Linked DNA regions of Homo sapiens: region 2 is linked to region 1. A link is a loop called in an ENCODE intact Hi-C map of the cell type or tissue named here. Cell type or tissue: transverse colon. All regions are shown on one strand. Each heading gives the region's core, and the rest is flanking DNA. Links, peaks and the distances in the headings are about the cores only.

What was found. Peaks named below come from ENCODE experiments on the same cell type or tissue, not always from the same donor. Only the 100,000 strongest peaks of a DNase experiment are listed, where the experiment ranks them.
Region 2: it touches region 1 in a loop (1.9-fold over the local background); 1 of 110 quality-filtered maps calls a loop at or near these places.

What each region holds. Positions count from the first base shown.
Region 1 is chr1:86,458,501-86,463,886 of GRCh38, forward strand. No RefSeq gene overlaps it. Among named protein-coding and RNA genes, the nearest start is that of CLCA1, 7.7 kb to the right of the region's middle. In transverse colon, for the core only: no CTCF peak of the experiment used is centred there; a DNase peak (open chromatin) is centred at 2,691; H3K27ac peaks cover 1,260 bases.
Region 2 is chr1:86,517,700-86,523,085 of GRCh38, forward strand. All of the region lies in intron 1 of LOC124904210 (a long non-coding RNA gene), which reads right to left. It overlaps LOC105378826 (a long non-coding RNA gene), which reads left to right and starts at 2,664. Exons shown (of 3, transcript XR_947556.2): 1 at 2,664-2,840; 2 at 4,648-5,041. In transverse colon, for the core only: no CTCF peak of the experiment used is centred there; a DNase peak (open chromatin) is centred at 3,298; H3K27ac peaks cover 2,434 bases.

The sequences.
Region 1 (5,386 bases), core at 153-5,152:
TGCATCCTCTCAATCTGAAAAAAACCCAAATTTGATTTAAACTATCAATCCACAGATCTCAGATGTTCAAGTGAGCCTAAAATAGGATCTATACAAAGAAAACACCTAGGCATATCATAGGAATGATGACTGACTACTCATCAGAAACAACTGAGGCCACAAGACAATAAAATAGCATTTTAAAGTGCTAAAAGAAAATCTGTCAACATAGAATGATTTCAAGCAAAAATGTCTTTCAAAATGTAGATAAGTAGAAGCTAATTTTTGCCAGCAAGAAATACCAAAGAAATTTCTTTAGGCTGAAGGAAAATGATGCCTGATGGAAATATAGATCTATAGCATTGAAGGGTTTTTAGAAATTATAGGCTGGGCACGGTGGCTCATGCCTATAATCCTGGCACTTTGGGAGGCCTAGGTGGGTGGATCACCTGAGGTCAGGAGTTCGAGACCAGGCTGGCCAACATGGTGAAAACCTGTTTCTACTAAAAATACAAAAATAGCTGGGCATGGTGGCGGGTGCCTGTAATCCCAGCTACTCAGAAGGCTGAGGTAGAAGAATCACTTGAACCTGGGAGGCGGAGGTTGCAGTGAGCTGAGATAGCACCACTGCACTCTAGCCTGGGAGACAGAGTGAGATTCCATCTGAAAAAAAAAAGAAAGAAAATAAAGAGATTATAAATAGGTACGTAAGTATCTATGCTGTTGGTTTGCTTTACCCAATTCCTTTAAAAAACAATTAACTATAACAGAAATAAAAACAATATATTGTGGTATTAATAACAAGAAGTAAGATATAAGATAATAAGCGCAGAATGAACATAAAGGTGACAAATGGAATTATAATATCAAAGGGTACTCTAATTATACATAAAGTGGTATAATATTAATTCAGAGTAGAGTGGGATAAATTAAGAACACATATTGTAACTCTTTTAGCACCCATTAAAAATAGAGAATTGAGGACAGGTATGGTGGCTCACACCTATAATCCTAGCACTTTGGGAGGCCTAGGTGGGAGGATTGCTTGAGCCCAGGAATTAGAGGCCTGCTAGGGCAACAAAATGCGATCCCATCTCTACAAAAAATCAAAAAAATTAGACAGGTGTTGTGGCACATGCCTGGAGTCCCAACTACATGGGATGCTGAGGCAGGAGAATCACTTGAGCCTAGCAGGTCAAAGCTGCAGTGAGCTATGCTCGTGCTACTGTACTCAGCCAGGATGACCGAGTGAGACCCTGTCTCAAAAATAATACATAAAATAAAAATATCTAAAATAAAAATATGCTAAACATCCTACAATGCACAGGACAGCCCCTGCTAGCAGCGGTTAATCAACATGGGTCTGCGGCAACTCAATTCTTGCCCCCTTGAAGGAAAGAATTTGACCGAGGGGCATAAGGCAGAGTGAGAGACTCAGGCAAGTTTTTGAGCGGGAGTAAGATTTTATTAAAAAGCTTTAGAGTAGGAACAAAAAGAGGGCCAAGGGGGCAACTTGAGAGATACAAGTGCCCTGTTTGACCTTTGACTTAGGGTTTTATACATTGGCATGGTTCCGGGGTTTGCATCTCTCCTCCCTTGATTTCTTTTCTTGGGACAGGCTGTCTGCATTCGCAGTGGCCTGCCAGCACTTGGGAGGGGAGCATGCACAGTATGTTTACTAAAGTTGTGTGCATGTTCATTTTAGGCATTTTTTTCCTTACCAGTCGAGTGTTGCTAGAGGAAGGTCATATACCAGTTAAACTCCACCATTTTGCCTCTTAGTGCACATGCTTGAGCCCACCTGCCCAATTCCTGAGATCTTACTGGGAAGCTGCTAATCACCAGCTTCAGGTGTTTTCTATCTGTTGGGAAACTACCTTCTCCTGGTGCTGGCTGCAACCAGTTATTATTTTAGAGAGACAGTTTAACAACTGCCTGACTATCACCTGGTGGCTGCCTGACATTCCTGGTGGAGGGTGGGGGGTCTGTCTCCAGTCCTACTCATGTCTGCCTAGCTACCTACTCTAATACCCCTACAACAAAGAATTATTCAGCCAAAAATGTCAATAATGTTGAGGGTGAGAAACCTTGCTTTCTAAGGAGGAAGAGAAAGAGGCAAGGATATTTGATACATAAAGAAAAGAAAAAGTGGCCTTACTGAAGGGAAAAACGGGACAAGAGTGTGAACCAGATCTAAATAAAGCTGATAAGATGAAAGAGAAGAAAGAATACATTTAAAACAAAATTAAGATGATCTATAATGGAGGATTGGATGTGTAAGACTGGTAGAAAATCCAACTCATGAAAAATAAAGATGGAATGTATATAAAGTTGGGTGGATGCTGCATTATGTGTTAAGATCTGCAAATGCAAAATGCAGGGAAACAGGAAGTAGAGGCAGAGGGAAGTCAGATGAGTAGCAGGCTCTGAAAGAAAGAAAAATCCAATTTCTTGTGTATATATTATAGGAAGTTTAATGCACAGACCTGGCACAAAAAAGAGAGGTGAAATAAGGTATGAAAGGGACACATCACAGAGTACACAGTGATAGAGAAACACACAAAGACATAGACACACAGGCATGGAGGTGATTAGAGCTTGCTCCCAAAGATCAAAAGCCATGCCTTGGTCCAAACGTCCCTCCTGCCCTTAGAATGAGTAGCTCTTATCAGCAAGATGGTTCCTGAAATGGGTGGAGAGTGACCCAGATGGTGGCCACTTTATTTCCCAGTCCCTCTCAGCTACAAGCTGCTGAGTCTTATCAAAAAGCTGCTTTCTGACAACTGTTGCCTCAAGGACCCAGGAAGGAGGAAGCTATCCAGTACAGTGGCCAATTACTTTCTATTTCCCTAGCTCTGTGTAGCAAAAGCAATATAAAAGAACAAACATCTAAAAGGAGTATGTTTTAAATTGGCATGATCTTACTTCACACCAACGTAGGAAAGAAGAAGCAAGAAAATGAAGAAGATAAAAGGTGGAGAGGGGACCGTGGTGAGGGACCCCAGAAGAAGATTGCCATTGTTGAAAGCACAGGCTTTTATAAGAAACCAATGAGGGCTGGATGTCTCATTTGCACAAGGCATGAATTTCTGGTAGCTCCGCTCTGTCCTCCTAGTGTGCATGTGGGCCCTTAGCTTGAGTTACTCCATATTGCTTTTTCCTCTTACTGCACATGTGTTAGTGGACAGAATTTTCCATTGCAGGCATGTCTGGGTAAGTCACCTGTGTAGCCTTTTTTATCTGTGCGGTTGTGGGCATGTCTTAGATAAGCCCCTCTGTGCAGGCTCCCTTATCTATGTCTGCCGGTTGTTCTTTTGTTTGAAAGGATTCAACCAAAGACCCACCCTAACTGCCTGCTTGACTGGTGTCTTCCTTCTCTCTCAAAACACCCCCATTGCCCTCTGAAGCTTGGCTGAAAAGTCAACTCACAAAAGGCAGATTAGTTGGAGAAATGGCATACAAATTTATAATGTGCACATGGAGAGAATCACAGAGTGATTGCCCACCCTCTAACAGAGTTCAGAAGCTTGTCTACCATCCTGGCAAAACAGATTATGAGACAGGGGAAAGAGGAATATAATATATTAGTGTATATATATATGTATATATATATATAATATTTATATTAGTACATATTAATACTACAGGGAAATTAAATTAGAAATCAAAAATAAATCAACTAGAGAATCCCCAAATGTCTGGAAATTAAGCAACATATTTCCACATAACTCATATGTGAAGAAAGAACTCACAATGAAAATTAGAAAACAGTTTGTAATCCCACCACTTTGGGAGGCTGAGGCAGGCAAATCACTTGAGGCAGGTAGTTCAAGACCAGCCTGGCCAACATGGCAAAACCCCATCTCTCCAAAAAATCAAAAATTTATCGGGCGTGGAGGCATGGGCCTGTAATCTCAGCTACTTAGTAGGTTGAGGCACAAGAATCACTTGAAACCCGGAGGTGGAGGTTGAAGTGAGCAGAGATTGTGTCAGCACACTTCAGCCTGGGTGACAAAGCAAGACACTGTCTCAAAAAAAAAAAAAAAAAAAAAAAAGCATATTTATATTCTGTCTGTATACACTCTGAAACTGTTTTTATAAGACTATTTCTTAGTTTCTTAAATTTCCTCCTGACTATTGCTTTAGCTTTGTCATATAAATTTTGATAGGCCATATTTTAATTATCATTTAGTTCCAAATATTTTCTAATTTTCGTGTGTGTGTGTGTGTGTGTGTATTTTGAGACAAGGTCTCACTCTGTCACCCATGCTAGAGTGCAGGTGGTGTGATCTCGGCTCACTGCAACATCCACCTCCCAGTTTCAAGCAATTCTCCTGCCTCAGCCTCCTGAGTAGCTGGGACTACAGGTCTGCACCACCATGTCCAGCTAATTTTAGTATTTTTTTGTAGAGATAGGGTTTCACCATGTTGGCCCGGCAGGTCTTAAACTCTTGACCCCAAGTCATCTGCCTGCCTCAGCCTCCCAAAGTACTGACATTACAGGTGAGAGTCACCACGCCCAGCCTCAGAATATCCTTGATACTGATACTTGGCAAGGACACTACAGGAATGGAAAAGTACACACCAGTCTTATGAACAAATATGCAAAAATCCTAAGCAACATATTAGCAAATTGAAAAGGACACTACATCATGATCAACTAAGATTTACTCTAGGAATGTAAGAGTGATTTAACATTGAAGAATCAATCATTGTAACTCATTACATTATCAGAACAAAGAAGAAAAATTATATACTCATCTTAATAGATATATAAAGAGCATTTGATAAGATTCAACACCTATTCATGATTTAACTACAACAAAAAAACACCTCTCAAAAAACTAGGAATAGAAAAAGACTTTTTTTTGTTGTTTTTTTAAAGACAGGGTCTCAAGGTCTCACTCTGTTCAAAGTGAGAGTGAGAGGCAGGATTGCAGGAGTACAGTGGCTCTCCTGGGCTTAAGCAATCCTCCCACCTCGGCCTCCCAAGTAGCTGGGACTACAGGACATGGCACCACAACTGGCTAACTTTTGTATTTTTTGCAAAGGTGGTATTTCACCATGTTGCCCAGTCTGGTCTCAAACTCAAGCAGTCCTCCTGCCTTGGCCTCTCAAAGTTCTGGGATTGCAGGTGTGAGCTACTGCACCTGGCCCAAAGAGACTTTCTTAATCTGATAAAGGTATCTACAAAATATCTCTAGGTAACAGCATACTTAATGGTAAAATATAGAATTCTTTAGAATGTTTTTCTCCCTGAGATTGGGAACAAGAAAAAAGATATCCATTATTTTCACTATTCAATATTGTACTCAAGGTCCTAGCTAGTCCAATAAGAGAAGGAAACAAAAATATTGGAAAGGAAGAATCAATATGTAATTACTCACAAATGACATAATTATATACA
Region 2 (5,386 bases), core at 240-5,239, 59 kb after region 1:
AACTGAAGCAGAGGATTAAACCAAGCACAGGACCCCTTGAGTGCAGGGCCATAAGTGACTACACAGGTCTCTCATGCCCTTGAAACTCACCCTGGGTCCACTAAGGGGAAGAAATGTCTTATCAAAAGGCTGTGTAGATGGACAACTAAGACTGAGAGCTAAATGATCTGCCTGCAACCTCACTTGGTAAGTGACTTAAGCAGTATGTAAATCACAGTTAGTCTGACTCTGGAAGCCAATCTCTTTCATCAGTTTATTATATTTCCTCTTGAAAGAAGCTTAGTTGCATGAACTGAGCCAACACTGTACAAGCCTCAGATGTTCAACAGCTTTAGTCCCTATAGCCAAGAAGCATTTTCAGGTTAATTCATTGGCAGGCTCACTCCAGAAACACAATTGCAATTATATTAATGCTATTCACAAGACATTATTTGCTGGATGAAGAAAGAAGTGGAAAACTACTTTCCTTATAGCAGTAACAGAATACTTATTAAAACCAAGAATAATAATAACAAAATTAGAATAACAAAATACTTATCATAGCTTAGTAATAATACTAAGAACTGCTAATATTTACTAAGCACTTTCCATGTGTCAAGCACTACTCTAAGAGCTTCTGCTATATTATCTCATTTTTCTTCACAGAAACCCTAGGTCAATAACATTATTATCCATATTTACAAATCAGGAAGCTGAGGCAAAGAGTGGTTCAACAAGTTGAGTAAGGTCATACTGTGTTAGTGAGCTCTATTTGCAGGCAGGTAGAACTAAAGCAATTGACCCAGACAAGATAATCCGTAAATATTTCTAGAGTAATAGTACAAGTAACTTCAGGAACATTTTAGTTTATCTGATGAACATCTAACATTAGCCATTTTTTTCTTGCATTTTACTTTTCAGAAAGGAATTTTAAATGCTTTCATTATAGATCTAATTTTTTATTGTGTAGTCAAGGTCCCATATGCAGGAAATATTTTGTATTTAATTCAATGTCCTGTGTGCCTTCCTTATCTATATTTCCACTAACCAGGAAATAAGGGGAAATTCCTATGGATTCAGGGAAGAACTATTACAAGGGACTATTCTCAACATAGCTATTGACTTTGGAATTTTTATGACTGTGCGTCCATCAAATTTACTAACTTAAAGTATGTAGTTAAATGGCCTAGCTTGCTTGTCTGTTTTGTTTTTCTGTTTTAACATTGGATAATGTGTGTCAATCAAATTTGCTAATTTAACATAACATAGTTGTCTAGTTAGTTGGAGTTTTTTGTTTTGTTGTTCTGTTTTACTGCTGAATAGATTCTTAAATCAGGAGAACTGACATCTTGCTAATCTTTGTCACTGTGGGCTAGATGGTTTGAGAACCTAGTGAGACTTTGAATCAGAATCCCAAAAGTGGCTTTAGATGCTTTAAATTCTTACCACTTTTCTATCTTTTTTTTTTTTAAATAACAGAGACAGGGATCTTGCTATGTTGCCCCAGGCTGGTCTCAAACTCCTGGCCTCAAGTGATTCTCCCACCTCAGCTTCCCAAAATGCTGTGACTACAAGTGTAAGCCACCTTACCCAGCTCGTTCTCTGTTTGAAAAGAAAAAAAAAAATCACCACCTGAAATGATTTAAACCATTAACCACAAAAAAGCTACTATAGAAAAAATATCTATCGTATTTTAATTTAATTCATCAACAATAAGTGACATAAACAATTCTGTGTAAAAAGTCAATATTCTTTGGAACTGTCCTTTAATCCTTTGGAAATATGTTGTAATCAACCTTCATTTTGACTAATAGCAAAGACATAATCTGATTTTTTAAAGCTCTGATATGCAGAGAAGATAAAAAGAATGGTTGATTCTTGAAAATGTTTTTTGCTCCACTCAACCAAAGAACAAATTCTTTACTGTCAAAAAGCATTTTCTAGACTTCACCTGGAATAAGCTAGAAAAAAGGATTGGTAAATTTAAGAAACCTGTTACTAACTTTATTTCATTTTTTATTTATTTAATTATTTCCTTTTTTTTTTTTTTTTTTTTTTGAGACGGAGTCTCAATATCATGTGGAGAAAACGTAATTAGTGTGAGGCCCAAAGAGGAAATAAGTCACTGGTATGGAAATAGGTATTTCCAGGTGCCAGTATTTAGTCTCTGGGGTGAATTTGTTTAAAAAAAAATAGATAAAATTTATTATAGAAATGATGGGAGAGTAAAGTAAGTTTGAATGTCTATTTCTTTGCATATATGACAAACTATTCCAGAGAAAAATAGTGAATATTTCTCTAAAATTTCTACCAAAAGAAAATTCCAAAACTTTTCAAGATACTGTTGTATTCTGTTTTAAACACAAGATTATCTCGCAAACATTTCCTTGAAACACCTCTTGCTACAACTTAAAACCAGTACTAATTTTCCCAGTCTCAGAAAAAATAGAGAACTGTCATTCCTGGTTAATGTGTTCTATGCCTCTTAAACTTGAGTGTGTACATGAATCACTTGGGAGCTAGTTAAAATGCAGATTTTGGTTCAGTAAGTTCAGGAGCCCAAGATTCTTTATGTCTAATAAGCTCCAGATGATGCTGGAGGACCTCATTTTGCATGTCAAGAATTGAGACTGCTCCACTTCTCATACCTTTGGCTATCTGCCTCTTCCCTTCTAGCTATCACCGATTCACCCTGGGTGGGTAACTGACTCAGAAGACGTTATCAGAGCTCTTCTCCAAGACTTATTCAACAGGAACCAGTGAAGAAGATCAATGTCTCTGACAAAAAAACTATGTGTTGTAAGGCTCGGGGCTCCTCTCTGCCCATTTTTCCCGCTGAAAGAGGGAAGCTGATATAAGAGGTGAGGCCAGTAGACCAAGAGACAGTCAGAACGCTGGCTACATTCATGTCCCCAGTTTTCCCGGTTCCCTTTGAACCTGAGCTGTAGGAGCAGCCTCACCTTTACAATGCTATTTGAGACAAGCCCAATATTTTCTACAAATACCGTACATTTAACTAACTTATTTGAGTTGGTTTTCTTTCACATGCCACCATCAGAGTGCTGCCTAAGTATAATACTCATACAGTACAATTAAATTTCAGAAAATAACTTGTTTACGTTAATTTCCTTTTTGAGCTAACTAAATCATTTACTGTAACCTTTGTATGCAGAACCTATTTCCTAAATTTTTGTTTCTTACCTCTTGGTCTGAGTCTAACACTGTCTAGCACCTGAGACATAGTATTTGTTGTCTTGGATTCATCTATTCATGGAGAACAATCTGTACCACATGGCAGGCACTGTGCTGGAGGCTGGGACCACGTGATCCCTGTTTTCCAGTAGTTTACAATTTAGTAGGGGATACGGATAAAGCAACAAAGTAATGTAATGTGATGTAATATAATGTCATATAAATATAGGAGTATAAAGGAGACAGTATCATGGAGAGGGTGGTACCTCCTCAAAGTCTTGATGGATAAACAAGGAAGAAGGAAATTCCAGCCAGAAAGATCCAAATAGGCAAAGGTACATAAATGAGAACTACAGTGCTTTATTTAGAGAAGTGCATATGTTTCATCCCAAAGCATGAAGAGGAGATAACAGGAGGGTCAAGGGTACAGAGGTAATAGGGAAGTAGCCAACATAAATCAAGAAAGGCTTTGAAAAACATGACAGTGATCTTGGACTTCTATCCTATAGGCAATAGATAACGATTGTGAAAAGCAGCAACAGGTGTGAATCATGTTTTTACTTAGACTGTGTTGCAGGACATATTGAGAGCAATCAAGATAGAGACAAAGAGTTCTGTAGAACAGAGTTGGCAATCTTTGAGCTAGTGAACTATTGAGCAAAGTTATAATGAGGCAGAATAAAATATTCTAGGGTCAACTGTTTTTTTCTTTTTCTTTACCTGTTACAAATATCCTTTCATACATTTTCTTTTACACGTAGGTAATTTGGGAATTGTTACATTATCATTTTAAGTATTTCTCTATGAACCTTATACTATTGCATCATTTAAAAATCTATACTGAGAGTCTCTCTCTTACTAAAAGTGAGTTTAATTCACAAACGTTTATTATTTATTTCTTGCATTTATCTCTTCCATTTTCTGTATTTCCTTTTTGTTTCTTCTGTTTCCCTCCTTTCCTAACATCTATTGGATAGACTGAGTTTTACTCTGCTGGTTTGAAAATTACACATGATTTTAGTCTTCTGGTATTTTTCTCAACTTCTGTTCTTATATTTAGTATTCACTGATTTATTTCCTACAGTAATAGAATTCTAAAGCTTGTCAGTAGCTATATTTTCCTTATCCCCTTCACTTTCAACAGAAATGCCTTAGTAAGCTCTTTGGTCTCTCTGGACTCCAACACCAACCTGACTCATGTTGTTGTTTTCTAAGTTTAAACATTGATAGACTTTTGTTGTCATTCATTACTTGTTTAGACAAGAAATTTTACTAAATTATTTACTGATATTTATTTCCTATATCTTATTTGCTTCTAACCGGATAATTTCCTCCAACAGTGCTTTTAACATGTGTGTTAGGTGGTCTGAGTCTTAGTATCCACTTCATGAAAATATGTAAGTGATAATTAAAAACACTGTTTAATTTTTTTCTTTAAACACTTTGAAAATTTATTCTACCACTTCTTGCACCTAGTGCTGCTGTTCAGAAGTCTGAGCTGGATGTGTAGTTGGTCATCGTCAGCATACAGAGGATAACTGAAGCCACGTGTGGGAGGGAAGATCACCAACTGGGACACAGATGCTGAAAAGAAGGCAGCCAAGAATGAACTCTGAGAAAAGCCAACATTTAAGGAGTGGATACGAGAAGAGGCATTGTGAGCTAGACTGAAAAGGAATGGCCAGAGTTTTGCAAATGTAATCAGAAGTGCATCATGAAAACCAACAAAGGGAGCAGTTTCAACAAATAGGGATGATCAGCAACAACCTAAAATATTACAGAGAGATCTAGCAATACAAGTATTTCAAATTGTTCTTCAGATGTAACAATATATCCAAGTTACTGCACTTTCTTTAACCTTCTAAGAAAGGTTTGTATCATTTTTCTATGTTGGTGGGTGGTGAGGGCCAGGGAGAGGAGTAGGAAACCAGTAGAGAAGAGGACATAAAAAAGAGAGGAGACAAATAGAACATCAAGGTATTTAGAGAGAATGGAAGATAAAGAGCACAAGTGCACAGACATTACCCTTTACAAACGTAATGAGCAGTGTTCTCTGGTGATTAAGGAAATAGTCATGAAGGCAAGCATTTAATGGAGTTCATGTCTAGGAGCTTCTATATTCTTTGTAAGTAGGAATCAAGGCCTTTCGCTGATCGACAAGGAGTGCAGTGAGTTAGCAGCGACAGTAGTATTGCAACTATTGATACCAGTAAAT